4 separate regions of the Mus musculus genome follow, and all the other regions are linked to region 4. The links are chromatin loops, found by intact Hi-C in ENCODE. Cell type or tissue: heart. All regions are shown on one strand. Links, peaks and the distances in the headings refer to the core of each region. The heading gives the core; the rest is flanking DNA. Region 1 overlaps Dytn (dystrotelin). Region 2 overlaps Akr1cl (aldo-keto reductase family 1, member C-like). Region 3 has its middle 16 kb from the start of Gm24788. Region 4 overlaps Plekhm3 (pleckstrin homology domain containing, family M, member 3).

Region 1 (7,558 bases), core at 807-5,806, 1.3 Mb after region 4:
AGTGACTTGCTCAGGCCACCAAGAAAATAGCAACACGTATAATGAAATGTGTCAGAATTCTGTATAACATGCCTTTGTCTGCTGAAAAAAAAATGAAGTTAAACTTAGAAAGATTGTCGGTGAGCTAAGGATGGCTGACTCCAGGAATGTCGGTGGCTTCTTTGAGAGAAGTCTCTTAACACTTGTTTTTATATATATATATATTATAGCCTTAGCCTTAAACTTGTGGCTTTGGCTCTCAAAACTCAAGCAACTGCTTTAGTTCCAAGGAGACAGATGAAGAAGCAACCACAGAGCAGAAGTCACCATGGTGCTCAGAAGGCACAGGAAGAATGAAAGGTCCACTCACTCCCCTATGGGGAGAAAGGGGGTCTGGGACATGGCTCAATGGATAAAGCATTCACATTGCAAGTGTGGGGACTAAGTCCTCTTCCTCAGAAGCTATGGGGAAAAAAAACAACTGGAAACAGAGTCAGGAGGACCCCTGGGGGTTGGTGGCAAGTCTAGACAAATGGGTCAGCTCCAGACTCTGTGAGAGACCTCATCTCAGAAAATAGCATGGAAGAGTTATTGGAGAAGGCATCCAACATCAGCCTATAGGCTCTGTGGTGTGGCAGGACTCAGGAGGGAGAGAGGGAAGGAGGGAGGGATGGATGGGGAAGACAAGGCATAAGGATCAAAGGTTGTCCCTACTACAAGAATTAAGTTCTAGATAGATGGGTTCTCATTTATGTTCTATACAAAATAAGTCATAGAAGACTGAGATGAGATGGTAGAAAAAGCTTTGTTAAAATTATCAACAAACTAGTTGTATTATCCACTCAGCCGTCTTTCTTGTAACTCTGAAGGTGATTTCAGAACATGAAGGAACACACTTAAGGGTAATTAGCATACTGTCCAGACAATTCCCTGTAACTGTCAACAGTGCTGCATAGTTCATCAAATAATCCTTATTAAAAACCCTTGTCTTTTCCATCTTGTACATTGTGTAACAAAGGGGAGTGCCTTCCCACTTAAAGTGTGCTGACTAATTTTCAAAGCTACACAAAAGTTTTGCAAGGCCAAGAAGGCACCCCTTGTATGTTTGTGGGTGCTCATTCTCTACTTGAATATCACCTGTTTGCTCTCCTACTGAAAGTGGCATAAGCTGTTCTTCCATTTCAATTGGCAGATACCATTGTCTAAAGTGCCTGGACTTTGACATCTGTGAGCTGTGTTTCTTATCTGGTCTCCACAAAAATTCCCACGAGAAGTCACACACTGTGATGGAGGAATGTGTCCAGGTAACATCTAAGGCAGTGTGGAAAAAAATTCCCTGCCCCCTTACTGTCCTTACAAGACATTACATTTAAAAACCGTTCCTTCTGAGCCGAAGGAGATTGCAACCCCATAGAAAGAGCAACAATATAAACTAACTGGATTCATTGGAGCTCCCAGGGACGAAACCACCAACCAAAGAGTATACATGGATAAGTCCATGGCTCCGGCTACATATGTCGGGCATCAATGGGAGGAGAGGCCCTTGGTCCTGTGGAGGCTTGATGCACCAGTGTAGAGGAATACTAGAGGAGTGAGGCAGGAGTGAATGGGTGGGTGGGTGAGCATCCTCTTAGAAGCAAAGGAGAGAGAGAGATGGGATGGGGGCTTGCAAAGGGGAGACCAGGAAGGGGACAACATTTGAAATATACATAAATAAGATAACTAATTAAAAAGAAACTTTTCTTCTTTCAGTTAACACTTAAGACACTGGAAAGGGCCGGCTTAACCATCAACTTTTCTCAGTGTAAAAGGGCTCCCGTGTGACAGAATAGTAGTATGCACTGTAGGAAAAAAGTCATAATGACTTTTGTTGTTTTTTTTTTTTATGATTGATACATGCCATGAGATTAAACATAAATGTGCTTTGTTTACATCTCAGGTTTTTATAAATGTTTTTGGGAACAAGAAAAGGCTTAATGGGCTACATTATGACCATTGATCTCATGCTATCTACTAGGAAACATCTGTCAAAGTTACAAGGAGCAGGCATTAGCACCTGGAATGGATGAAGAAGAAGAAGGGTGTTGATTTGCTGGAGATGACACAGCAAACCTTCTGGTTGTGGTCATTCTTTGTAAAGGCTTTAATACGACTTTCCCCGAGTCCTAGATTTCAAGTATCTCTTTTCTTTCCCTTTGGAATAAAAAGGAAAAAGAACTTAACTAGGTTTTTGCTGAAAAAGTAAAACTTCACAACTCTCGATTCTTTTAAAGAAAATCATTAGTAATCAGCAAGTGCATTTAAGTCTAAGAAAAAAGAAAAATACAAAAATACAAAAGCATTTTGCTCTTCTTAGGGGGGTGGGTGGCAGTTGGGGTGCCTGAGGAGTGAGAAAACATTGTCTTTTTTAACCACTGATTTCGGGTGAATCTGTACAACGAAGTTCCTCTCAGCATCACTGTAGTGAAGGCTGCAGTTGGATTGCTTTCACCAAAGGCAGCTTCCCAGTTCTTTCCGATTCTCTCTTCAAGATCAAAGTCCATCCAGGAAAAGCAGGCGCCTGAATTTTTCCAAATACGTTTCCTCTGGAGCATACACAGCCTTGCTAAACTGCTCCAGCTTTGCCTTACTTAGTTCATTGCTTCGGAATACCTTTCTGGCCCTGGAAGCCTGCGACTTGACGGTGTTATAGTGACACCGTGTGGTCATCTTGTTAATAGACTTTTATTCTTAAGAACTGGAGTCCTCAAATTGAATATGGTTGTTTCTTTTCCCTGAAGTTGCTTAGGTGGGCAGGATGGGTGGATTTAGGGTCACCCACTACCTACTGAAATTGTATACAGTAGCAAACTGGGGAGGGTGTTCCTAGACATGAATCCACAAGTCATCACCTTATTCTTAAAGGAACCCACATCTCCAAATGTTAGCAACCATAAACTCAGTCCGATGTCCCTTCTTACAGTTTTTAGAATCCCCATTCTCTTTAAGAAGCAGTTATTTATTGACGCAGTTGGGGAATTCAGCCTGGAGAGTTGTGCTACATGCAGGTTTATACATGAAGGGTATGAGGAAATTCTAGGAGCAAGGAAGATTATTTTTCCCAACCACCAACAATAGAAGAAATAGCTAGCAAAGCTTTGATAGTGCAGCAGGTCATTACCAATGGATAAGGAAAGATCAGGCTTGAACTGATCTGATGCTCTTTAATTTTTTTTTTTACTGGCCTGATTTTATGACTTTTATTCATTTGTGTGCGGGTGTGCATGTGTGCCAACAGCCAACACGTGGAAGTCAGAGGACAAGTTGTGGACACCAGTTTTTTCTTTCCACCATATGGATAGAGGGTCAAACTCAGGTGGTCAGGTTACCCAGTGAGCCATCTTGTCTACCCCTCAAGGGCACCTTTCAATATTGTTCATTTCCACAGATGTCAGCAACAGAGAATACAAAACTCCTCTTCAGGAGTCTCAGAAACAACCTGCCTCAGAAACGCCAGAGGGTAGGAGCTGTGGGGAGACAGTGGCTGCTGGACCAGCTGGCTTCAAGGGACTCAGCTAGCCACGGGCCAGCCAGGTGCGTAGTGTGGGTGCTGCTGACACAGCCAGCATAGATTACAGCCACAGGTTTTCTCTCTTCTAAGTTTATTTTCATTACCGTATGTTAATTATATATCATGGGTTTATTATAGTATTTTCATACACTTATATATTTTACCATTATTTGCCATTTTACCTTCTCTTGTCTCCTATTCGTCCTGCTACCCCTTTCCTTTTCCAGAGTCCTCTTTCTACTTTCATATCTTCCTCCTTTCATGTTTCGTGTTTGTTTCTTTCTCACCCCCCTCCAACCTTTAACTGAATATATAAATCTCTGGGAGGTGTGGGGTCTCCAGAACCTCTCTTCCCCTGGTCACGAAATGCTGGTGGGGCCAATCCTGAGCAGGTCTCCTGTGCAGATCGTCACCGGTGGCAAGCCTGGAAGATGGTGGTCCACCCCTCCACCCCGTTCTCTTTCTTTTAGATCCTTTCTGCTTCCACTTCTGTGATATTCCCTGAACCTTGGAGGAGGAGATACACAGGCTGAGAACTCAACAGCTACTAATTCTCAGTGTTTGGATCATTCGTGAGGCCCAGCAGCAGATGTTCAGCTAAGGCCTCTATGGAGGGCAAGGATGGGAAGAGGGTAAAGATGCAATTACTTTTTACAGCCTTTAGGTTTATAGAGAACTTAGAGGCAACAGTGCCACGTAGTGGCCACGAAAGTAATTGCTCTTGCAAGGCATCAGGGGCTTAGAAGATTGTTTGAGTAACTGCTCTGCAAGTGCTATTTGCACTTCAACACCGGTGAAACCAGACTTATGCTATAGATGAAATTTCTCATTCTTCTGTTCGACTGCCCTAAATGGTAAAGCGTCCCCTGTCATTAACCTCCAAATAATCATTACATTGTGTTCTGTTGTCTTGTCTTGCTTTGCTTTTTTTGGTATGAATTCAATGTGTGACCCAGGCTAGCCTCTTAACTAACCACCCATTTTATTTCACCTACACAGTGCTGAAATTACAGATGTATTCCCACCACTTCTGATGTAAACTATAATTTTTGGGTGTGTGTGCATATATATATATGCACGCACACACACACACACACTCATATAATATGTGTACAGATGCCCATGTGTTTTGGGGCACAATCACATGTCAATATGGAGGGCAGAGGAAAACTTCAAGTGTTATTCTCTAGACACTGTCCAAATTTTTCCTTTAAAATGTTGTATTTATTTATTTGCATGTGTATGGGGTTTTGTCTGCAGTGCCATATGCATGCCCAGTGTTCATGTATTCCAGAAGGGGACATTGGATCCCATGAAACTGGTGTTGCAATGTTTGTGAGCTGCCAGGGTGCTGAGAATCGAACCCCTGTCCTCTGGAAGAACCCAGTGCTCTTAACCATTTAGCCATTTCTCCAGTGCCCCCTCCCCTTGTTTGTGATAGTTCTCTCTCAACTGGCCTGAAACTTGCCAAATAACGTTGCTGTCTATCCAGCCAATGAGCCCAAGAGCCTCTGTCTCTTTCCCAGTGCTGGGATGAAGGTACATGCCCTCACACTGGGCTATTTAAATGAGGGGTTGAAATTCAGACGGAGAGCCTCTTGTGTGTAAGGCAAGCAACTCTACCCACTGAGCTTTCCTCCAACCCCACAAGCCATCATTTTGATAGCTTGCTCGCATCCTTCTCAGGAGCATTAGCAAGTGTGCATTCTTAGAATCAGGGTGAAGGAAAATACAAACTGCTGGAGTTTGCTAGGAGCTGGAACAGACAGAGAAGCCTTGGCCTCATCCAGCAGCATGGGGCCTTTTTACTGTGACTTACTTTCTTCACCTCATTGCACAAAAGCCTGTCTTTCACTCTCTCAACATAATATTTGTGGGGACAAGATCAACAGAGGGGATTTCAAGGGCTGTACAACACTAAAATTCACTTAAACTCTTTGTATTATATCTGATCTACTCCAGGTATAATAAATATGGCTAGACCCCCAGATAGCATTATGTAGTTTTCAGCTTGGTCCGGGTATTCATGAACTCAGAAACTCTGACTGGTCACCAGTCTGGGAAAGGAATGTGCATGTTATAATTTCACAAATATGATCACAGGCAAAGAGTCCCCCTTGCTCCCTATTAAGCTGGCAAATCAGGGATGCTCATCTTCTAAGGTAATGCTTTTTGCCACGTGACAGCACTGGATTGGTTTAATAATTCAGCAAGCAATCTGCACGAGAAGATGCCTCCTTCCTTTTGCTATAGATTTGCTTTACACATGACTGTGCACATCAACAATAACTTTTATTTATAAGAGCGTAATTGAAAGTGAGATGTCAGACATTACCCTTATTAAATATTTGGGGGAAGTTCTTGCAAATGTAATAAAAAACAAAATTAAAATGCCGAGGAAAAGAAGATGAAAACACTTGCCTCTGCAGTTGATATAACCCCCTAGGAAACCAGAGGAACTTAGCAGAAAACACTAGAATTAAGGCTTTGATTGATAGTAGAACATGAAAGAAATTTGCATAAAATTGACAGCTCTTCACTCTCCTAGCAATAACCAGCTAGAAATTTCATGAAACTCTCATTTACAACCTAGATTATTTTATAGAGAAACTATGGGCAAGCTTAACAAAAAGAGAGAGAGAGAGAGACATAGAATAAAAATTATGCTATGTCAGTAAGTATGAAAAACAAGATCTAAACAAACAGAAAGTGTGCCAGAAAGCTGAACGGGATAACATTAACATAGACTAAAATGGCATGAGCAGGGAGTGGGTCATAGGCCTAGTTAAGAAGGGTACCAGAGGTCATAGATTGGCTCGGGAATGTATTGGCCTTGTTCATGGGCAGTCCTGGGCATGAGCTAGTCTACAATGGAAAGCTTGGGTGGGGCTGAGGCTCCCACAGCTGTCCTGCATCCTTGCAAGCCTTGGCGGAGTGTATCATCACATGATTGCTGTCCTTCTACCCAAGACTCCGTGAGATTAGCTTTGTTTTCATAGAGGCCAGGCTCGCTTCTCCCCAGTGATGACAGTGAGGTTACAATCTTTTTTAACAGGTTTATTTAGCATCATATTCTCTCGTGTGAACTACCTGTCTGTGGCGCTCAAGCTACATACTGCTTATTCTACTTTATACAAAACAGTAGCTTCTAGGCTGCTTCCTGCCCTAAGCAATTCATTTTATAATGCAGGGATTTATACAGTGAAACTGATCCACCATTCCTAATCATACACAGGTTCAGGGCTTACACATTCACCTACTTGCAAACTCTTATATGTAATCCAAAATCAAAACTCAAGGTGCCACTGTAGCACTTACAGATATGTAGAGACGGAGATAAAGGTTGTCCCACACATGCCTCTTCAAGTTGCCGTTGGACTGGGGGTGGGTGTTGCTGTCTTGTTCCAGCTTCACACTGTAAACAAATATCTTTCACACAGTCTATTCTGGGCTGGCTTTTTTTTTCACACATTTGTGCCTTTCTAAGTGGTTCCACAATTGCAAACAACCCTCTAGTATAGTGCTGAAGTATTTTCAGGGTTTCCAGAAAACTGTTATGTCCCCTGATGAGACAATATGTGTGGGGGGGGACTTAATGAATAAAACATTCAAAGTGGTAAGGAAGTAACTCCTATATGCCCCTGATCTCAGACTCCTTTTTTATTAGTACTAATTGGTTATTTTATTTATTTATATTACAAATGTTGTCCCCCTTCCCAGTCTTCCCTCCGCATTTCCCCCATCCCATCCCCCTCCCCTTTGCCTCTAAGAGGGTGCTCTCCCACCCAGCTACCCACCTACTCTCACCTTACCCCTCTAGCATCCTCCTTTGCTGGAGCAACAAACCTCCACAGGTCCAAGGGCCTTCCCCTCCCCCCCCCCATTAATGCCAGATAAGGCCATCCTCTGCTACATGTGTAGCAGGAGCCATGAACTGGACCATGTATGCTCTTTGGTTGGTGGTTTAGTCCCTAGGAGCTCTGAGGGGTCCAGCTAGTTGATATTGTTGTTCTTCCTATGGAGTTGCAA
Region 2 (7,558 bases), core at 1,545-6,544, 90 kb before region 4:
TTGTGTGTCACACCCCCTTTGGGGGTCAAATGACCCTTTCACATGGTTGCATATCAGATATCCTCCATATCAGATATTTACATTATGACTCATAACAGTAGCAAAATTATAGTTATGAAGTAACAACAAAATAATTTTATGGTTAGGGAAGAACTCTATTAGAGGGTCGAAGCCTTGGGAAGGCTGAGAACCACTGGTCTGCACACACATATCTGTAGAAATGTTGAACCACTGGTCTGCACACACATATCTGTAGAAATGTTGTACACAGTCACAATCAGATTCTGTTTGCACTGAGTGCTTGGAGTAAGAAGGGATGGGCTACTGCTTCAGCAAACTGGTGATGCAGTTAATGGAAGAGAGTACGTTTGTACATTTGAATGCCCAAGTTCCGTTACCTTCCAAGCAGGGGAACAAAAGTGAAATTTTGTTATGACTAACAAAATGTTTACTATGCAGCCATTTTGTGGCAATAAGACAGATTATATAGCCAGTAAATAGAAACATTCTATTGTGGTAATGATCAGGAGAGTCATTCCTTCTACAATCTGAGCCCGCACTACCGTTTCAGTATTTCTGCTCACCCCAATTATCCATTTTTGGATGAATATTAACGCGGAAGCCTTTGTTGTGACATCGCTCAGAGGGAGCAATGTGGGAGATGCTGTGGATGTTGATCAGCATCACCTCTGGTCGACGTCGACATCACCGTCAACCCACACTGAACTGGATGGAGAGGGGTGGCCATGGTGTTTTGTGATACTTTGAAGACAATAAAGTTTTGGTCTATGAGGTACATGTAACCACCATGTCTTTTATTTGTATGGTCTGTTTCCATCTGAGTCACTGAAGTAAACTAGAATTTGAGTGTTGACAGGGAAGGGAGTGAGCAGCCATCTTGCAAGGATTAGCGGTTGGGGGTGTGGAGTTGAAAGGGGACTTGAACAGTCCTCTGCTTGAGATGCATGCATATGTTGATAGGTTTACCATATAGACAAAAGAGAACATTCCTCCCAAGAGCCAGAGTTGAGGGTTGAACCTAAAGTCTACGTAAATAAAGGGATTCGTGCCAGTACTGCTAGGAATTAATCAAGAGGCTGAAAACCAAATTCACTGACAGGTGAAAAACTGCTAAATACTTACGCTGTATCCAACTTGCTTAATTTTAGAAATAAACTTGAATTTGATATGCATTATCATTTCAAATATTTTTATTGATTATCATTATTATTGTGTGTGATGAGTGTGATTGTGGGGACATGAATGGCAGCGAGAGGACAACCCAGCGGAGGGGGTCTCTCCTTCCACCATGTATCCCGGGACTGAAGTCCGGCTTGTGTGACAAGCTCTTTTCCCAGCTGAGCCACCTTGCCAGCTCTCTTTCAAATATCTCAAAAATGACACAAGTATACATGTAAAACACAAAATAATCTCAAATTCATTATTCGTGATGCACTATTTAAATGGTAAATAATGCATTTAAGACAAAGTCTTCAAACTTAAACCGTTTGAAAACAGCAAATAGATGTAACAGGACACTTTCAAAAGCCATTAGCCTTTTGCAGTCTCGTTTACAAAAGCGCACAATCATTTTGAATAAATTCAGGAGGATAAAGTTTATCAGCGAGTTTTGAGGCTCTAAACCTTCATTTCATCTTGCAAAGCACAAGACAGTGCCGTGAGCAGTAGTCAACAACAAGGGTTGTTAAGGACATGGGTACTTGTTTTTTTTTTAAGTTATTTTATGTGTATGAGTACACTGTAGCTGTCTTCAGACACACCAGAAGAGAGCATCGGATCTCATTACAGATGGTTATAAGCCATCATGTGGTTGTTGGGACTTGAACTCAGGACCTCTGGAAGAGCAGTCAATGCTCTTGACCACTGAGCCAGCTCACCAGCCGTGGACATAGGTACTTTTAATCATGCCCTTCTTTTGGCAAGTTTTGTCATGTCCCAGAGCATTGGTTCTCAGCCCTTTGAGGTCACATACCAGATATGCTGTCTATCATATTTACATTAAGATTCATAGCAAATCAACAGTAGTGAATTAGCAATGACATAATGTTGTGGTTGAAGATCTCTACGCCATGAGGAACTGTATCTAAGGGTCACAGTGCTAGGAAGGTGGAGAACCACTGTACCAGAGGCTTTCTGAAGCCACCACCCTCAGGAGACACATAACTACCCAACCTGCTCATCCCACATCACATCCATGTACCTGAAGAATCCCTTCCTTAAGTGAGAGGAGGCATTACTTTCACCTGCCCTTGAATCTTGGGTTAGCTTTTAAATTTACTATCTCTCCTGATGACCGCAGATGTATTCATGGGTTTAAGCACCATCTATGGACTGAGAAACCCTAAGTCAGTATCCATAGCACAGCTTTCCCAGATAATACTCCACAGCCTTGCTTCTATGTAAGGGACACCTGGAACTTGGTATTTTTCAAAACAGGCTCCCTTGTATCCCTACTACCTGCCAAATTTTTCCAGTCATGGTATTTGTAGACTTTATGAATGATATTCAGTCATTTTACCCAAAAGATTGGACTTTGTATATTTTTACATTTTACTTGTACTCAAGAGATCTGAGTAAAAAAAAAAAAAAAAATCTTAGAATGCATCAGAGATCTTTGTAGCTAACTTAGATACAACACAAACACACAGACTTTGAGGCAAAGCACCTACAGTTGGAATATTATCAAAACTTTCATTTTGATACTAACTCAAAATACCTATGAGTAAATTTAACATTGACTACAGAGAAAATAATAAGATATTGAAGACAAATACTAAGATTTGAACAAGTGGAAGAACATGCTTTCTACCGCTGTAGTAAGGAAAATTGCATACTGAAATAAAAATGTACATAAAGTAATATATACTTTCATACAATACATTTTATAATCTAGTAGTCTTGTCTTTAATAGGATATGATTTACATCAGACGTATACAAAACATTAATGAATAACAGAAAATTTACAAAAATATAATGGAATCTTTTTTCACTGGTCGTGACCATTCTCGGTTCAGGGGACTTATCTGAGTGGACATGAATACCTGACACCAGGGAGTTTAAGTTGCCTTTGGATCTATTTGTCATGCCCACAGCAAACAAGCCTTTGTGAGGTTAAAGAACCCAAAGCCTTCCCATAAATCAGAATGTCTGAGAACATTAGAAGGGTTGGTTTTGGTTTTGGTTTTGTCTTGTTTTTTGTCTCGGAGACAGGGTTTCTCTGAATAGCCCTGGCTGTCCTGGAAATCACTTTGTAGACCAGGCTGGCCTCGAACTCAGAAATCCGCCTGCCTCTGCCTCCCAAGTGCTGGGATTAAAGGTGTGCGCCACCACCGCCTGGCTACTTTTGTTGTTGTTGTTGTTGTTGTTGTTGTTGTTGTTGTTGTTGTTTTTCGTTTGTTTCTTTGTTTGTTTTAGAAGGTTTATTACATGAACACAGTTCCCTGAAACAGCACCATTGTAGGAAGCACGAGAAAACCACTAGGTGGCGCTAGAAACCTCCCACTATAGGCAAGCATCAACGCTGCTTTCCCACTAGAGGGAAACAAGTAAGTTTGGTGACCTTATGATTCATGCTCACTCCGCTTCTCACAGGGCACGGTCTGGAGATGTCTAAACTTTCCAGATATGTCTTGGTAATTTGGAGTTTACGTGAGAAAAAAATCAGTGACTGTTTTGTAAATGTCACAGCTCTGCTGCATAGAGATTAACATCCTGATTAATACAGCCCACCATGTGGGGGGTCAGCACCTGTTTTGGCAATTGGTATACCTGGGAAATGAATATAGATCAAGGAAAGCTGAGGCCTGGGTTGGGAGGACACATATTTCCATCACATTTAAATGAACCATAGTAAAGATATATTATAAAAATAGTTAACAATAATGCCTCCAATCAGAGAGCTAGATGCCCCAGTTTTGTGGGCAGGAACAATGGAACAAATTCCTCATGTCTGGGGAAGTGCCCAGGTTAATGTGACAGCGGGACCGCAGAATAAGTTACATTTATATATGAGAGCTTTTTAACCAGTCTTTGATTGGGTAGTGATATTACTTGTGCCTTTTGTGTTATTGGGTTCTGCACGCTCAGATTTCTCAAAAACCTACTTTTAATAAGGGTTCTCAAACGCTTCAACCCCCGCTTCTAGTCCACCATCCAAACGTAGGAGAGAAAGGATGGTAAATAGAATAAGGGTGTGTGGACCTGTTTAGAAGTTGTTCTTTGGGGCCATTCCAATCTCTGTGATCAGGGAACCAGCATTCCAGTTTGGTAGTATCAGGATGCCAAACATGAATCAGCGGCAGTGGCATCGCCTAGCAGAAACAGCCAGGCCTCTCTCTACCAAATCAGCACATGTCAGTGGGAGTGACCAGGACCAGCTGGGACACCAGAAGACGTTCCCTGCCATGCTTCTCTCAAAGAAGTGAAAGTCAGCAAAGACGTGAGACCAACAAAGTGTTACAAGGCTAACTGCGAGCCCGCTGTTACTGTCTGGTGAATCCTGTTGATACTCTCTGCAAACATCACATGTCCTCCCACAGGTCTTACCTCAGCAAAACACCATGTGAGTTTGTATCGCATCACATCAGGGCTCTGGAAATGTCAAGAAGAGCTACGTGGGGCCTTTCCTCAGAGTCTAGCCAGGGAGTCTGATCCATAACTGATATCAAATGTGTTGAGAACAAGCAAGAGAGACTTATCCTCAGTACTACCATTTTGTTTTCAGACTCCATTTAACGGACAAACTGAACTTAAGCTCTCAGGCCCTAGGGCAGCTGGGGACTCCCCAATAGGCTGCACAGCTTCTGTTATAAGGAAACAGTTGTCTGCGTCCAGACATCTCAAGGACAATGTCTCCACCTTGCTGGCAGGGTCAAACAAGTTCATATTCCCAGTCCCAGGGACCAACTTCCATCCTGATTAATGGAAACTCCCTCGCTCAGCCCCTCATGTCAAAATACAACCAGGCAATGCTATAACCCACCCTATTCCCCCATTGCTCTGTGGTCTTATTCTTTAAATATGCTGTATCCCTTCCAGATGATAGTCCAGCTGTTCTGCGGCCCTTATCGATTAGTAAAGGCTTGATGACAATAAATTTCTGTCATCTGCATTGACCTGGTGTTTGAGTTCTGTTGGATGCATGATGGATTTAGTGAGACCACAACTAACTGCGGTTACTGTGAAGCGTTGTGGAGACACAGGGCAGGAAACATGTGGGCTCCCCTTGATTAGGTATGAATTCTGGGAGGGAGATTTTCTATTTCGCTATAAGATAACTTTTGAGATGTTTCATAAAATATGCATGAGAATATAACAATAGAACAGAAGGACATTGATGCTGGCACCATGGCAACACAAGGGAGAGTGTGGTCCACAGTGGGCAATGTGGCTGTCAGCATAAAGGGGCGAGTGGAGGCAACAAGCAGACGGGACACTAGGAACGTAGAACCGAATGCCAAGAACTTCCAGATAATGAGGACCCGTGGAAGGCTTCTAGCCATCTTGGTACACTTGGACCGTGCCTCCTTATGGACAAAGAACTGGTAAAGAGGAGGAAGGGACCAAGCTAGACCAGGGAGCCTGGGAGCATTTGCAGAGAGTTAAGCCAAGGGCAGCGGCACTTGTCCCATTAAAAAGGAGGCAGCTGGCTCTAATTCCTGCCTCACAGTCTCAGGAAATGGAGTGTAGGGTGGCTAGTCACAGTTACTATGTATGTTTACGGTGTAGCACAGACCTTGGAAACAAAGTACTCCTTGTAGGCTCTTACAGCTTCTGAAGTTTCTTGTGTATTGTATTATTAGCCAGTCAGTGTAGTATTCTCCATTTCATAGATCAGAATTGAACTTTTCTTTAGTGTCAATGCACTACAAATAACCACTTTCTCACTTTTTAAAGAACTCAATTCTGCAGTTTTTGTTCCCATCATAATACGAACAAAGTTATTGAACTTTCTTCCTGGGAACCAAACTGACAATGAAGGCTTGATATGATCTGGGAATAAAGTGGTCCCCAGATGGCTCACTATTGGAGAGTTGACCACCAGGAGGTGATGCTATTGGAGACTATCTGGGGCTTTATAAAAGGGGGACCTACCTGGAGGAGGTGAGTTTCTGGGGTGGGGGATGGGCTTCTTATTGTTTTGGGTTGATCTCTGTTCTCTCTCTGCTTCCTGTCTGCCCCTGGGTGGGCAGCCTACTCCTCCACCGGCTTTTCCCACCACAAAAGATTGTAACATCTCAGTTCATGGACTCAACTGAGCCTCCCTCCCTTGAGTGGTTTATGTCAGAGATTTTTGTCATAACAGATGTACAGGACACCAAATTCAGCAGCTCTTTTCCCTAAAACTGTGTGCTAGTTTTGTTTTGTTTTGTTTTGTTTTAAATGAATCTCTTATTTTCTTGCATGTCTGTTCAAGTCTTTCTTTTAAAATTTTTATTGCTTTAAAAATATTTTTTAGGAACTGGAAAGATGGTTCCGAGTTTAAGAGCACTGACTGCTCTTTCAGAGGTCCCCAGTTCAATTCCCAGCAACCGCATAGTGGCTCACAACCATCTTTAATGAGATCTGGTGCCCTCTTTTGGCCTGCAGACATACATGCAGACAGAACTCTGTATATATAATAAATAAATCTTTAATAATATTTTTTTTAATTTTTAATTATGTCTGTGTGTATGAGTCTGGATAGGGGTGTGTGTACATGAGGTGTCCACGGGCAGGGATTAGATCCCGCCAAGACTGGAGACACAGGCTGTTGGGAGGAACCTAACCTGAGGAGCTGGGAACTGGGCTCAAGTGCCCAGCTATGCATGCTGTTAACCACTGACCCAACGCTCCAGTTTTTAAAATTACATTTTTATTTACTATTTTCATGTGTGCTTACGTATGTGTACCCACCTGAACAGGACGCAGCACACATGAGAACCAGCTTCAGGAATCAGTTCCCTTCCTCTACCGTGTGGGTCTCAGGGATCCAGTTCTGGCCGTCAGTCTTGACAGCAGGGATCTTTCTTTACTTGTTGAGCCAGCTCTCCAGATTTTTTTTTTAACGGTTAAAGTCTTGAAAATACATTTCTCTCTCTTTCTCTCTCTCTCTCTCTTTCTTTCTTTTTGTTGTTTTTTGTTGTTGTTGTTGTTGTTGTTGTTTTTGTTTTTGTTTTTCAAGATAGAGTTTCTCTGTATAGCCCTGGCTGTCCTGGAACTCACTTTGTAGACCAGGCTGGCCTCGAACTCAGAAATCTGCCTGCCTCTGCCTTCCGAGTGCTGGAATTAAAGGCGCACAACACCACGCCCGGCTGAAAATACATTTTCAACTTCAAAAGTTTTCTAGTTTACATTTTGAACAAGAGTGAAATTTTGATGGCATTTTCAATCACTTAATGTAAAATTAAAACCAAAGACAAAGGTGAGTGCTTAAAATAGAAACCTAGGGCTGGAGAGATGGCTCAGCAGGTAAGTGCACTGACTGCTCTTCCAGAGGTCCTGTGAAGTGGAAACTTAGGGTTTTTTTGGCGAGTCAGTTGTGTCAGATGGTGTTTT
Region 3 (7,558 bases), core at 1,025-6,024, 66 kb before region 4:
AGGCATGCAGGTTGCTTATAATTTTTTGGCTATTTCTTGAATCGTAAATGGGGTGAATGGGGGTTGAAAAATGTCCCTTTAAATTTTGTTTTTAAAAAGATAACTTTAGGGCTGGAGAGAGGGCTCAGCGGTTAAGAATGCTTGGTGTTCTGCCAGAGACCAGAGTTTGGTTCCTGTAACCAAGTGCCTGTAACTCAAGTTTCAGGCAGTCTGATATATGCCTCTAGCCTCCCATGCATGCATGCGCACGCACGTGCACACACACATAAATAAAAATGAATATGAAACAAGATAACTATTAAGTAGAGGCACAAGCCTGAAGTCTTAGCACTTGGGAGGCAGAGTCAGGAGGACGAGGAGGATCAAGCAACTCAGGGTTACCGTCAGCTACAGAGTCTGGGGTCAGCCTGGGCTGCAGTTCAGGGTCATCCTAGGCTACAGAGTCCAAGGCTAGTCTGGGTTGCATGAGACCCTGTCTCAAACCAAAGCCATAACCTTTAATTTCAAACATTTGTCCTATTATCATTTCATTTAATTCAGCGATTATCTTGCATTAAGTTTCCTTGTTTTCACATTCTTTGTTACCCATTGTCTTTGCCAGGTAACAATCATTTTCATACATCATTGGAATGCCAGATCATTCCAACCTATGTATGCCAGTACAATAAATAAACCCCAAACCCATGCATTTATCAGCACCATTTTATTTTTGGTTTAGCTTATTTGGGCTCTGGTTTTCCAGAACATATTAGAAACTTTAACATGTTTTTTTTCACAGTAGAAAGGTCTCAGTATTTACCACAATGGGCAGTCACTGCCAGTTAAATGTCTTTGTGTTAGCTTGCTCTCTGTTGCTGTGGTCTATGATCTAATACTCTGGTCAAGCCAGCTTAAGGAAGGGAAGGGTTAATTTAGCCACATTGTAGTCCATCACTGAGGTAAGTGGGGCAGGAACTGAAGCAGAGGCTGGCCCTGAAGGAACATGGTTTACTGGCTTACTCAGCCCTCTTTCTTAAACAGCCCAGAACCACCTGCCCAGTGGTGGCTTCACAGGGACCTTCAATGTCAGTCATCAACCAGGAAAACTGCCCACAGACTTGCCTCACAGGCATTTAGACAGAGGCAATTCTTCAGCTGGCATTCCATCTTCCTGGATGACTCTAAACAAAAACTACCCAGCAAAACATGGAAAGAAGGCACTAAAACAAAAAGACAAAATAAACTGACAAAAACAACAACAACAACAAAAACCCACCACAGGATAACTTAGAAGATTTTGGGAATCTCTTCAGAACTGTAATTTCTTCGTCAAGAATTCTGAAGATTGGTGTATCAGGAGCAAGCAGACACTAGTACAATGCCTGAGACATTCTGCACATAGGTCAGATAGGTGGGGGGAATGGCTGTTGCTGTGTGATCTATTTCCACTGCTGTGATAAAACTCCTTGTTTTATGCTGTGATCAAAAGCAATTTAGAAGCCAGGCATGGTGGCACATGCTTCTAATCCTAGCACTCAGAGGTAGAGGCAGGAAGATCTCCATGAGTTCAAGACTAGCTTGGTTCCTTCACATGGCAAGTTGCAGGTCATCCAGAGAGTGTCTGTCTCAAAACAAAACAAACAAACAATGACTTAAGAGAAAGAAAGGCTGTTGTTAATGCTTGCAACTCCAGGCATGGTCTAATATGTAGGGAAAATCAAGGCAGTAGGAACTTGGAACAGATCACAACATCACATCATTGTCAAGAGCAAAGAGAAGTGATTGCACAAATGCTCATCTGCCTGCCTGCACTCAACTGGACTTGAGCAACTCTTACAAAGCTCAGGCCTCCTGAATAGGGAGTGGAGCCACCCACACTGGGCTGGGTTTTCTCAAATCACTTAAATTAATTAGAACAGTCTCCTGCAGGTATGCCCACAAGCCAAAACCAGTTTAGACAATCCTTCATTTGAGAGTCTACCCAGGTGAATCTGGGCCCCAAACCAATCTATTGCTGAGAACAACCAAATGAAAGAATACTACTCAGGTTCCATGCCAGCGGGGAGAGTTTGAAGGACCCTGCGGGTGTCTTTGCTCTGCTGTTGTTCCATTACTATGGTTATTATAGCACAGTAAATCCCAGTATAGTAATAATGAACACTCATGCTATCTGAATGGTTCCCTGGGTGATTTTGAAACCCTGGTTTTCCTATACATATTTAGCATGAGTTAGCATTAGAAAACTTGTTTTTTGTTAAAATTGAGATTTAAATGTTGAGCTGGGGACAACTGACAGGAATTTATGCCAAATCATCCCTTCCAAGAATAGGGACTGTGTTAAATATAGGAAGGAGTTTTGCAGCTTATCTTAGCATCTAGCAAGGTCAGGCTCTACCAGGATACCTGCTTTTATTACTCCTTTAACTATTCTTTCCTATCTTTCTTATCTTTTTCATGTAAGGCTCAGAAACAACGTGCTCAGTTCTATAAGAAATAAAGAAAAATAAAAGAGAGGCAGGAGTTCTTCCAAAAAACCCAAGATCAGTTCCCAGCACCAACATCAGACAATTTACTGTCACCTATGACTCCAGCTCCTGGGCAGTCCAGTGCCTCTGGGCTTGGCAGGAATCTGCACTCATATGCATAGACTTACACATCCATATACGTAGCTAAAAATAAAAATAAATAATCTAGCCATGGTGGCAGACATAGATGGATCTCTGTGTATTCCAAACCAGACAGGGCTAAATGGTGAGACTCTTCCTCAAAATAAAAAGAAACAAAATAATAATTAGTGTTACATATTTTCACTGGAGTTGCGATAAACTAACTTGGAAAGAACTGACATTTCTCAAGTCTGATAACTGCTAGATATTTCAAATGAACGCACACACACATGTGCATTGGAATCGCAGAACCCGATCCGAGGATTAAATTGGAAATCACAAACCTTACTCAATCCTTTCAGCACTTAGTTTATAGATGATGTACATTCAAATCATTTGTAGAACAGAGTGAGTCTCCAGCTTCAACAAGATAACCACCTACAGGGGGCGGCATGCACTTACGTAGAGGATTGCAGGCTGTTTCACAGCATTTCATACAGCATTGTTTAGGTGCTCAGCTCTGCACCACAGAGATTACAGCCTAAATACCCACAGGCACCACGGAAACGTTGACTCATGACAGACATGCAGCATGTCACTTAGCACAGCTGGCTTCCTGACATACTGTCCCCAGGCATCCCAGTAGCCTTCATTCCCAAAATTGTTCACAGGAGAAGAAAGGATTAAGATGAAATCATAAATTCATTCCACAGGTATATGTGTTGAGTCGTTCATATAAGTAAAGAACTACTTCGAGAAAGGGTAATAAGAAAGACCACAGTCTTCCTTGCACAGTTTGCCTTCCAGAGACAGAGACAAAAGGCAAACTCATTAAATAGTATATTATAATTTCAGCTCATGATAAGGAGCATAAAGGCAAAGGAAGGAGAGGAGGCTCAAGATGCTATTTTCAGTAAGGTGTGTGTGTGTGTGTGTGTGTGTGTGTGCGCGTGTGTGGGGGGGAAAGCCCTCCTGCAATAGTGCATTTGAGCACACTTGCATGCTGTGGGAAATTAAAATAATTGGTGGTAGATGTATGAATAAAAGAACACAAAACAAGGAGAGTCCTTTGTGCAGGGTCTATGTACACACAGGGGACATCTGGAGAGCAAAAAGTATCATGGAGATCCACGGAGCAGGAGAAGAAATGGGAGAAGAGGCAGGTCAGCCATGTCTACACAGGGTAGGCACTGGAGGTGAAAGGAATTTGCTCTGCATTCTGCGGAAAGGATGCCTTTTTAGCCGGGATAGAGTGTGCATGGTCTGATGGACGCTTTGCATCTGGCTGCCATGGTGAAAATGGGTGGGAGTGAGGGTCAGAGGGAGAGATGCATCGAAAGCCATTGTGCTGCTTATATAAGAGATATTGCGGCTGAGACCCTGAGACTCTGAGACCCTGAGATGGAGGGTCTGATGTGGAGGAAAGGTAGGAAGTCAAGGAATGACAGATGCTTTGGAAAGACAATGTGAAGAGTTGCTGGTGGGCTGAATTCTGGCATGAAGAGAAGAGAAGAGAAGAGCCACGGGTAGATGGTCTTTCAGACTTGGAGAGTTTGGAGCAAGAGAACCCCTTAATCAGGACAGACTTTTCCCACTCAGTTTCACTGTCTCGGCATAAGCTCTATTTTCTGTTACTATATTCCTCCCATTCCAATCAGTCTTGTTTCCAGGAAAATCTTTAAGATGTATAAAAATTTGTAGTAAGTGCTCATTGGATCCTTTCTCAAGGTTTCAAGCACTAGCTTTCTGTAGCAGTGATTAAAGCAATATTAGTGTTGAAATTAAAAGGCCTTTGAGGCTGGAAAGACGGCTCAGCAGTCAAGAGCACTGGCTGCTCTTTCAGAGTACCCAGGTTCAACTCCCAGCACCCATATAACTCGAAACTCTCAGTAACTCCAGTTCCAGAGGATCTGACACTCTCACACAGACATATATGTAGGTGAAACACCAAGCACATAAAATAAGAATAAATAAGTCAGTAAGAAAGCTGATGGGTCCAGTTGATTTGAACTATAATCAAGTAGAGAGAACAATGCCAAAAGACAGTCGTTCCCAGTAGTTCACACTTGGAGCTGAGGTGACCGTCTAACTAGCAGCAGGTTCTTCTTTGCTTCCCTGGTTGGCTGAGTTTCGTGTTACACCCAAGCCCTGGAGGCATCTTTGATTTAGGATCATAGTACCTTCCCTTAGCGTCTGCCCACAATGCTCCAGGGACCTTACCCCATGTGTGATACTGTGGTCTGCCTTGCATATTGTTTATTTCCAGAAAGTGTCCCATAATCCCCTAGGTGCAATTGATCATTGGGTTTTGTTTGTAGACCTATGAAAAGTCGTTTGTTTGTTTGTTTGTTTGTTTGTTTGTTTATATTGGATATTTTCTTTATTTACATTTCAAATGTTATCCCCTTTCCTGGTTTCCCTCCCTCCCAGAAACACCCATCATATCCTCCCTCTCCCTGCTTCTATGAGGGTGTTCCTCTACCCACCCACCCACACCCACCTTCCTGCCCTCGGTTCCCCTACACTGGGGCATCTAGCGAACCTTCAGAGGACTTGAAAGGTCTTTAAAACAAACGAAATATCTTAATGAGGCCTTCAGTGAGTTGAGGGCTAGGAAATGCTTTCCAAGACTTAGGTTAAAAGTACATTTTTACCAAATGTTCAGGTAGAATCAGCCAATCTGTCCCTGGCTGAGTGGGATCCACCACCATTTTGTGAAAGAGAAACCAGCCACTTCATTCCCAGCACCAACTCATACTAGACAGAACAGGGCTGGTGTCTACAGCTGATTTGCAACATAGATTATTTCATAGTTTATAGGAAAAGAACAGGAAGATTGGGCCAGGTATGAGCAATTTAAACTGTTGAACACACTTATCTATTTTACGTGTAGACATGAACATGTCAGGTCATGCGTGGTGTGAATCAGAAGGCAGCTGTAGAGAGTCAGATCTCTCCTCCCACCATGCGGCTGGCTCCCTGGTCCTAACTCAGGTCTTCAGACTTGGTGTCAGGCACCTTTGTTGGCCGCGCCCTTGCCCTTTTACCAGACCTATGATTTATGTTTTTAAGCATCAAATATGGAGTTTCCCCTAAAAACAAAAAAACATTTTCCTTATGTAAAAAATAATGCAAACTTTATAGTAAAAAATATTTAAACACAAAAACATTTTTCTTTCCTTTGAGGAAGGGTCTCATGTATCCCAGGCTGGTCTCCAGCTTACTACATAGCCAAGGAATACCTTTAAATTTCTTCCTCCTACTTGCTCCAGAGTGCTGGAGTTATAGTCTTGTACCACCACACCCCATTTTCTGCAACACTGGAGATCCAACCCAAGCTAGATAAACGTTCTACCAACTGCACTACATTACCAGCCAAAAAAACTATGAACAAGTACAGCCGCTCAGAGATCACCAGTGCTGTTATCTTTTATTTTACATACCACTATATGTGCGTGTGTGTGTGTGTGTGTGTGTGTGTGTGTGTGTGTGTGTGTAGAAATCATCTTTAGGAATAGTAAGCTAGTTCTATGCATTTATTATTTAAAATAACATGATTTTTAAAAATTTTACAAAATCGATTTAAAAAAAAAAAGTCAAGTTAAAAGCCAGCTGAGGTGGAGGATCTTTGTGAATTGGAGGCCAGTCAGGGCTACACCATGTGACCTTGTCTCAATCTACAGCAAACCCCTGTGAGTTATAATAAAAGGTTGTTCACTATGGGCATAACAATTGCTTTTCATTTTCAGTGTGTCTTATACTTATTATCTCTTGATATGTTTGTATTCGTTATCAATATGCGCTATAGCTAATGTTACTAACATCATGACTGGTATTGTTGCCATAATAAGAACAGAGCAAAGGTTATCTTGTGGGGAGACATAAATCCTAGCTCCACGGTTTCCTCAAGTAGCTACATCCTGGGCCGAATAAGGCCTGAGCCTTTTCTAATTTTAAAAATCCTGTTTGAGTCTTATTTTGGAATACAGATACTTACTGAGATGTATTTGTTAAGATGCAAATTTTTTACTTTCAAATATTTTATCTGCAATAGTCCTATTTTCATGTTCAGGGAAAAAATGGATCATATTCTGAAGAAAATTCAAAGGCTTTGAAGATAGGGCCTATTTACAGAGACCAATTTGTTTCTCTGCATTATTTTAACGTGTACCTCTCCTCGACTCCCTCCAGAAGCCTCCCAGGCTGGGAGGCTGGGGAAGTGGGGGTGGAAGAAGCCCTATTACCATGGAGATGGATGAGAGCAAATGGTCACATCATCAAAAGCAAACTAGAAACGTACAAAGCTTTTGTGATGCTGATCCTTTTTCTTTTTTTAAGTAAGAAGAAGAAGAAGGGAAAAGGCACAAATAAAAGGACAGATCTCTCTCATTAAATCCAACACTAATTTAGTAATCAGTGTAATAAAGCTACCCTTGAAAGCCCGCTGTGGGGAAAACAGTGCAACAAAGACGCACAAAAGGTTGCTGGCTGCCAGGTGTCATTTCCAGGTACTCCAAGGACATTTGCACTCCTGTTCTCTCCGTTCTCTTTTCTTCACCGTCTGGCCGTCTTCACGGTGGATTCGAACTATCCATTTAGTCACCCTTGTGTATTATCCAAATATTTTGAAGGAGGGAAATTGCAGGAAAATAGCTCTTTATTTTGTGATTCTGAAAAGGCAACTACAAAATTAAGAGGTATGAGGGGTCAAGAGTGAGTGCTACTGTGTTTTTCTCTTTATTACCTATCACTTTGGACAATCCAGAAACAGTTTTGGGAGTGGGATAAGAATTGAAGTGGGTAAAAGCCCAAATATACAGTCAGCTATCTCCAAATAAAGCCATCGATTGAACTGCCTGCACATAGTATCTCTATCTATCTATCTATCTATCTATCTATCTATCTATCTATCTATCTGCTATCCTCTTTCTGCCTATCTACTTGTACCTGGAATTTCTGCTACACCAGTCCTT
Region 4 (7,558 bases), core at 1,587-6,586:
TTGTGGGCTAGGTGTTGTGCTAGAAGCTCTATTCTAATTTAACAAGTACTCTTTTTTAGTTTTCATTTTTTATTTATTTAAGACAAATACTTGCTTCGTAGTATAGGCTAGAATGGTTCTCAGTGTGTAGCAGGCTGTCCTTGAACTCATGAGCTCTGTGATCCTCCTGCCTCAGTTTTTCCAGTGCTGACATTACAAGTATACCTATACCTACCTAACAATATTATATTTACTAAGGACCTGTTTTTGTAGTGATAAGGTGTTGTCCTGTGTGCTGTACTGTAGAAAGGAATTGAGATCTTACTCCGTTAGTGAAGACAGGCTTGAAAAAACAAACTTTAAAATACCGTTTGCTTGACCATTAAATAGCTTAGATAACCTAGTCTGATAAAAGCCTGTGGTAGAGGAATATTATTGTAGGGCTGCCTGATACTGACCAGGGCCGTGTGCCTACCGATAAGATGAGGGAAGGCGAGAGGAGTGGGAGGAAAGGTAAGTGTGTAGTCGCTTACTGAAGCAGTGGCACAGAACCTCATAAGCCGAGGGCACAGCACAAGCACCGTGGACTCGAGAGAAAACTGCCGCCTGAGGAGAGACCTCGGAGGTGATGCAGCTGAGCCAAGGGTAGAGATGGTGCTGCACAGAAGGGCCCGCTGCTGTCTTTAGGGCTGATGAACTTGCCTGAGGAACAGGAGTTTCTAAACAGCACAGTTCACACTCTTTCTGTTCTCCCCTTCTGGCTTCCCCAACCTAGGAAAAGATGGGAGTCTAAGCAGGGAAGTAGCTTGTGTGCAGGAGTGCGCTCTTGTGTCCTGGAGCTCTATGGAATTTACATACAAAGGGAGGACCTGGCAATGTGGCTGATGCACAGGACACACGTGCTTTGTTCACAGCTTTCTCGGCATTTCTGTGTGGCACCCAGGCCCCTGCGTCACAGCGGCATCGTGTGCTCCCTATGTACTCTTGCGCTTGTTCATTACCTCGGGGTAAAACATTTCCCAGATATGTCTTGCCAGTTGGGTGCCACGTAGAATGTCACTATTTTGTTTTATCTGAACCAGAAAGATGCCACGCTCCCACCCCAATGTGATTGGTTTTATGTGCCTGTTTTCTCATAATTAATTATTACTTTGACTTTTCTTTTTTTCTTTCCAGAACACAAGCAGACATTCCCAAACATCCTGAAGAAGGGTTATCTGGAGATCAGGAAGAACCATGACAGTTACTGGCAGAGCTGTTATGCAGAACTCTCACCCTACAACTTAAACTTCTACAGCCTTGATAGCAGTGGCAATCAAAACCTGTATGCCACATACCAGCTTTCCCACTTCCAGAGCATCTCTGTTTTAGGCAATCTTGAAGCTAGGATGGTAGACACTGTTCTCTATGACAATTCTCAACTGCAGCTAAAGGCAGAGTCTCCATGGGAGGCATTGGACTGGGGGCAGAAGCTCTGGGAAGTCGTGCATGCTGCTGTACCCAATTACATGGGACGGCAGGGTGAGATGGCAAACTCTCCAGGACTCATCCATCATGGTGACTGTGCACAGAACCACTGTTTACAGAAGAAATCCAGTGGGCTGCTGGCCTCCCCTGTCTTGGATAGCCCCAAACAGTACCAAAATATCCTCAAATCAGGGACACTCTACAGACTGACTGTCCAAAACAACTGGAAGGCCTTTACATTTGTGCTGAGCAAGGCCTATCTTATGGCTTTCCACCCCGGCAAGCTAGACGAAGATCCCCTGTTGAGCTACAATGTGGATGTGTGTCTGGCTGTGCAGATAGACAACCTGGATGGTTGTGACTCTTGCTTTCAAGTCATTTTTCCCCAGGATGTCCTCCGCCTCCGGGCTGAGACCCGACAGAGGGCTCAGGAATGGATGGAGGCTCTGAAGACAGCAGCCAACGCTGCAAGGAGTTCTGAGCAAAACCTGCAAGTCACACTGCGGAACAAGCCCAAGGATCAGCTAGATGGCCGCGAGCTGCGGAAGAACAAACGCCAGTCTGTGACCACCAGCTTCCTGAGCATCCTGACCACGCTGTCTTTGGAGCGAGGACTCACTGCTCAGAGTTTCAAATGTGCAGGTATGAAACATTTCATCTAGCCTGATGCTCATGCTGGAGCTTCCTTCCCCAAGCCCTATGTGGCATTTCACCTTTAACCCTTCTCATTCAACAATGTAGATGTTGGTGTTACAATTGTCTGTATATCAAAAGCATCTCTTCTCTAAGAAGTGTACTTACTGCATTAAAAATATGCTGGGTGCCAGGTCAGCTAGGGCTGTGAAGTGAGATAAAATAAATAAATAAAATAAAATAAAATCTAAGTAGTGCACAGGGGGCTAAGTTAGGTTGGAAGCTAGTGTGGGCTACGTATCAAGTATCAGGTCTGTCAGGGCTACTGTGTTACAGTGTGAGGCCTTTTTTCAAAAATAAACCAAACCGAACAAAATCTATCCATCCTAATGCCCTTTGGTAATGTAAACAGAAGCAGCTATGCTTACCTCAGTGAATCACAATGACTTGGCCAATGCCTGGCCAGGATGGGATTTAGGCCTCCTGAGTCAGCAGGATTCTATCTCCTCTGCCTTCTTGAATAATGATCACTGTAACTGTGCATGTCACAGATTGTTTCATGACAGAACTTTGCATCCCAGCTAACTACTGACATTCCTTAGGCAAGGCAAATGTTGTTCCTAGCTAGCAGCTGAAATTGATCATGACCTTGTCAAATCTTGTTCCAGTAGACTCTATAAAGTCAGTATTGAGGACAGCGTGGGGATGGCCAAAAGAGGGTGAAGAGCAGATGACTGCTGAGATAGGAGGGGAAGAAGCCCAGTGTCCCTGGAACACTGTAAGATTGACAGAGTGGACCTCACTCAGAGCTCTTCAACAGTGCTATTCCTCTTTATCCCCATTCTCCTCGCCTCTCACAAACACTGAAATAGGAAGAGAAAGGTGAGAAAAGACCTCCCCCTAAACCAGATTTGTTCACCTACTAAGCTAAATTAAAGTTACCTCCCTTTCATTTGTGATGATAACTTACCACAAAGACAGACTTAATTGGAAGCCTGATGGAGAAATTTTTAATTCAAGCATTGTAGACTTATAAATATGCGTTTAAAAGTGAAAAGATCTCACCACCAGCCAAGAGTTTATGCTCTGTTCTTGCCCTGCATTGAAAAAAGCAAATGGTGATGGTCAGAATGAAAACCTACATTTTAAATTCACTAGAGTCACGATGGCCACCTTTCTATCGGAAAACAATGGACTTTAAGGAGGGTCTTAGTGACTGTGCATAGGAACTTTGCAGTGAGGATGGCAAAAGGGGAAACTCTGAGCCAGAAATACCAGCACAAGCAGATGTGCCACCTGTAGTTCTAACACTGGGAAGGCTTCGAGGCAGGAGGATTGCCAGTTTGAGACCAGTCTAGGATTGATCATGAAAACCTGTCTCAGAAAACAAAAACACGTTGAGAGCCAGCATAGAAGCCATAGGAGGTAATGTGTGTGTGTCTGTATATATGACAAGAGCAGACCTGTGCTGAACCAGTTAACTACTTTTGGAAGTGTTTTTGATAAGAAAATACTACCTTTAGTAGTTTTGGTTTGTTTAATTTGTCATTTATTTATTTTACTTATTCTTGAAATTGTTAGCATTTCAGTGTTTTTTTGGTGCCTATATTATTATATTTTGGAATTCAGGCATTCAGTAATACTCTACTAATTGCTTACAGGATAGGCATCCTGAATTCATAATATACTTACTTGTGTGACATTAGATTGCTGATAGAGTCCATAAATTCCTTGTAATTGGAAAATAGGAGACTAGCCCAGCCTTGTTCTCAAGTTAGTCACTGGAGTCTCTGCCTTAAGAGACTGTATAGTAAGAGAATGAAGAAAGCCCTGCGTGGGCTGTGAAGGCTGCCACTCAGTTAACACTTCTCACCTGTCTCTCAGTTTGCTTCCTGAAGGAGCATGCATTGCCCATATGTTGCATTGCATTGAGTAAAGGGAGTGTTGGAGAGCAGGCCCAGTGCAACTAAAGCTTGGAGAGAGAAAAACAGGGAAAGGCAAAGCGAGGAGCCGAGGCCCGAAGAAGGAAGCGAAGAAGAGGGAAAGTATTACATAATGGGTGAGAGCAGACCTTTCTGGCAGTGTCTGTCACCCAGTTCCCTGTGACACGACGCATCCCTTGGCTGTCTAAATTTGGAGCTTGATAAATCTGGACTGTTGGGGGTAGCTGAGTACGGAGAGCAGGGAGCTCAGCACAGGGTTACAAGTGGAATTGGGTTGCTCGCTTGCGCAGCTGGTGCTTCATGCTTCGGCTTGGCAGTCCGATGGGGTGCAGGTGCGTTTCTAACTCAGAGAGACCGCTAACTTGTAAGTGTGTAACGTACAGTGTACTGCATTCAAGAGTAAAACCAGTTCACTCCCTTTACAGCATATGTGGTTTGCAGGCATTTTCGTTCCCAGTGCTAAACCAGGAAGATTGTTTTTCTGCCTCAGGTTGGGAATTATTCTGTGTGTCCTGTAGGGGGCAGAGTCTCAAAAGAAAAAGAAAAAGAAAAGAAAAGAAAAAGCTTTGTTATACAAACCTGAATGTTTTTTAAATTAGTGGGAGGCTGTTAGTCGTCCAAGAGGTTGCTATAGCAGATGGCCCTTTTAAGGATCCATGCTTCTCTCAGCATTGGTGATTTAAATCACTTGCTTTGCTTTTTGTAACTGTGTGCTGATGACACAGACCGGGTGGAAAAGCAGCTAGAGAACTAGCATGTCTGCCTTCCAGGCTGCCAGTCAGTTTAGCACATTGGACTTCATGCACTCATTGAGAAGCAAATTCACAGACTTTCATGGCTTTAGTGTATCTCTTTAGACTGTTAAGTTTTTAATGTTTACTTAGTCCCTCCCCCATTAAATATTTTGGATGAATAAGGTTGCACTGAGTAGGCTCTTAATTCTGTTGTCATTTGGTTGCTATTTAGAGGAGCTACAAATATTGGCTTTTACATATATAAAATATGGACCGTTGGTCCTGTTTCACTAAATTCTTTCTCTAAGTGAAGACTTCTTAGGTCTCTTAAGTTTTAAACAGTTCCTACAGAGAAAATGGAGCATGACCATACCAGGATGCCTGAGGTTATGGTTTTGAAGCTATATGGGGAGCCATAACTCCATATTTCTTGGCTCATGCTTAGACTTAGGATAGTTGTGTGTGCTAGCTGCATAGCTTCCTTTCCAGCTCCGTGGCTGCTTAGCAAGCCCTTGCTACAGAAGCCTAACCATGTTCAAGTCTGTCTCCTGGGTACCCCTGAGCTCTCCAGAAAGCTAACCATGTTCACGCCAGTCTCCTGAGGACCCCTGAGCTCTCCAGTCCCACCTCCTGACGGCTGAGAACCCATTCCTGTGCTCGTTTGCTTATTCTCTGCTTGCCAAGTGCATGGCTGTGCCTGAGGTCAGAGTGTTAGAAATGTGGACGTAACCCCTTCCCTCATTAGACTGTAGGCAGCTAGGAATGTTAGATATTAAATAATAACATTGGTAACTGCCAAATAGCAGCCACGACCAGATTCACAGATGTGACAGCCACATTCCAGATCCCCGAGCCGTCAGAGGTAGGTAGAGCCAGGTAGGACTGTAGAAGATCATTTCTGGACTATAAAAAAGGCACTCAATGCAGATGAACTTCATGTTTGACCATGACGTCACAGAAAGTTCTTGAGCAGAGCAATGCATGCTGGGCGAGGTGCTGCAGAAGTGTTATTTGGGGATGCTTTTCTATGGCCTCTGTCAAAAGCGTCTACGATAGAAAATGAGGTGTGCTTCTTTAGTGAAACACAGGCTGGAATTCAGCATTGTATTTGACAATAAGGAACCTGTGATTTAAAAATATTAATGCTTAAAAGGTGATTGTTCAGTTTATTAAAATATCTAGTATATGGCCATAAGTGTTTCTAAATTTGGTTTTCATAACTGCCATGTACATTAGATTAAAACATGCTTGTTTTCTTTAGGAATTTGACATGTGTACCTACTCAGCAGATACATCGTTTTCTTGGTTTTGGGGCACACAGTTAAGTTTCCAGCAATTAAGAAACCTAGCAATTGAGTACAATAGTTTCAAGAGCCTGTGACTATATGGTGTGACAGGGATGCAGTGCTCACCTTCAAAACTGTTCCTCGTGAGACTGTTCTGTAGTCTGGGTGTGATTTGGATGGCCCACTTAGGGCAGTGCTCATGAGTGGGACTGAAGTTGAATGTGGGAAGGGACCAAGAGTGGGCTTAGGGCTGCCTCCGGTGCTTCCCTCTGCCGGTTTTATGGTCTGTTCCCTGGCTGCTGTTTAACCTCTGAGGACTGCTGTTGGTGACTGTGCATCTCTGGCATCAAGAGCTGTTGCTTTCCTTTTTCTTCCCCTGCAGCCCTGGGAGGGGTAAACTCAAAGGGGGGAAAAGTTTTGCTGTGAATTCTTCAGCCATTTAGTGCAAATTCCTGTAATTACCGGCATTGTGTCTCTTCTGAATGGCACATAATACAGCAGAAGCCATTCCTAATTGAGACCTTACAGGAGGTACAAATCCCCTCTTTGTTCAGCCTGACAAATTAGTGCCAGAAAGTGGCAGGGTCCGAATGGGAATCAAAGGCAAGAAGCACAAAGATGGGACTTAAGGCTACAGTAATAACCCTCTCTTGTCCTGAAGGAAAAAAGTAATGACCAATGAAAATGAAGGCTTTTTCCTCCCTCTGTGTGTGTGTGTGTGTGTGTTGTTGTTGTTGTTGTTTGTTGTTGTTATAAATTCCCTTGACAGGACAGCACCTCGGGGCTGCTCTATTTATTTAGTAAAAGTGATTAAATAGTAATACAACAGGGTAGCCCATTGTTTCCCTGGGCACCCCCATCTCACAGACCCCTGTTGCCTTGGCTAATTGATTGACAATGAACCTCTGAAAAAGAAGTTTGTTGTTAGGACCTGGGATGTGGAGCATCCCTGCACCCTGCTGTGTGCGTGCCCCGTTCATTTTTGTGTGAACTGTATTCCAGTTTTCCTTTGCCTCACCTTACTGCTTCTTTCCTTCTCCCTTTGCTCTCTCTGTCTTGGTTACTTCTCTGCTCCCCTTTGCTCCCAGACACAGACAAGCAGGTAAGGAAGAGTTAGACTTTTTTAGTACAGGCTTTGCAGAGATCTATCTTTGGGGTCAGCTCCCCGTTCCTTCTGGGGGTCGATAGAACAAGGGGGAAAAGGGATTGCACGTGCTTTCTGCTGTTTTTAACGTGTGGGAATGGTTGTCTGGAAGTTGTGTTTGCTCTAAGATTCCCCCCCCCCCCAAATTCTTTGCTCAATTGCTTGAAGGGAAAAAAAAATGTCCTTATACCAATAGCATTTACATGTTGGGGGAGGGGGATTTGGAGGCAGAAACAAACCCCTTTTTCAGTGGCTCTCAGTTCCTGAGAAACCAGACTTGATTACTTGAAGATCAGATCTGGCTGTTTGTTGGTGTAACTCAGGACCTTAAGGATGCTGGAAGCTTTGGGAAGACAACCAAAGGCCTCCAGG

What was found. A loop is a pair of places that touch in the nucleus more often than their neighbours do. Peaks named below come from ENCODE experiments on the same cell type or tissue, not always from the same donor. Only the 100,000 strongest peaks of a DNase experiment are listed, where the experiment ranks them.
Region 1: a loop joins it to region 4, with 3 times the contacts of the local background. A loop is called at or near these places in 2 of 42 quality-filtered maps.
Region 2: a loop joins it to region 4, with 2.8 times the contacts of the local background. A loop is called at or near these places in 2 of 42 quality-filtered maps.
Region 3: a loop joins it to region 4, with 2.2 times the contacts of the local background. A loop is called at or near these places in 10 of 42 quality-filtered maps.

What each region holds. Positions count from the first base shown.
Region 1 is chr1:63,654,864-63,662,421 of GRCm38, reverse strand. Dytn (dystrotelin) reads left to right here. Exons shown (of 15, transcript NM_001081658.1): 9 at 1,172-1,283; 10 at 3,407-3,552. Among named protein-coding and RNA genes, the nearest start is that of Dytn, 28 kb to the left of the region's middle. In heart, for the core only: CTCF peaks have their summits at 2,682 and 4,236; no DNase peak of the experiment used is centred there; H3K27me3 peaks cover 675 bases.
Region 2 is chr1:65,006,323-65,013,880 of GRCm38, reverse strand. Akr1cl (aldo-keto reductase family 1, member C-like) reads left to right here. Exons shown (of 10, transcript NM_027582.4): 10 at 572-803. The coding sequence ends at 614. Among named protein-coding and RNA genes, the nearest start is that of Gm24788, 8.6 kb to the right of the region's middle. In heart, for the core only: a CTCF peak has its summit at 3,516 (motif pointing right); no DNase peak of the experiment used is centred there.
Region 3 is chr1:64,981,844-64,989,401 of GRCm38, reverse strand. No RefSeq gene overlaps it. Among named protein-coding and RNA genes, the nearest start is that of Gm24788, 16 kb to the left of the region's middle. In heart, for the core only: a CTCF peak has its summit at 3,025 (motif pointing right); no DNase peak of the experiment used is centred there.
Region 4 is chr1:64,916,080-64,923,637 of GRCm38, reverse strand. It overlaps Plekhm3 (pleckstrin homology domain containing, family M, member 3), which reads left to right. Exons shown (of 8, transcript NM_001039493.1): 3 at 1,156-2,088. Among named protein-coding and RNA genes, the nearest start is that of Gm51628, 33 kb to the right of the region's middle. In heart, for the core only: a CTCF peak has its summit at 4,532 (motif pointing right); a DNase peak (open chromatin) is centred at 4,237; H3K4me3 peaks cover 295 bases; H3K27ac peaks cover 286 bases.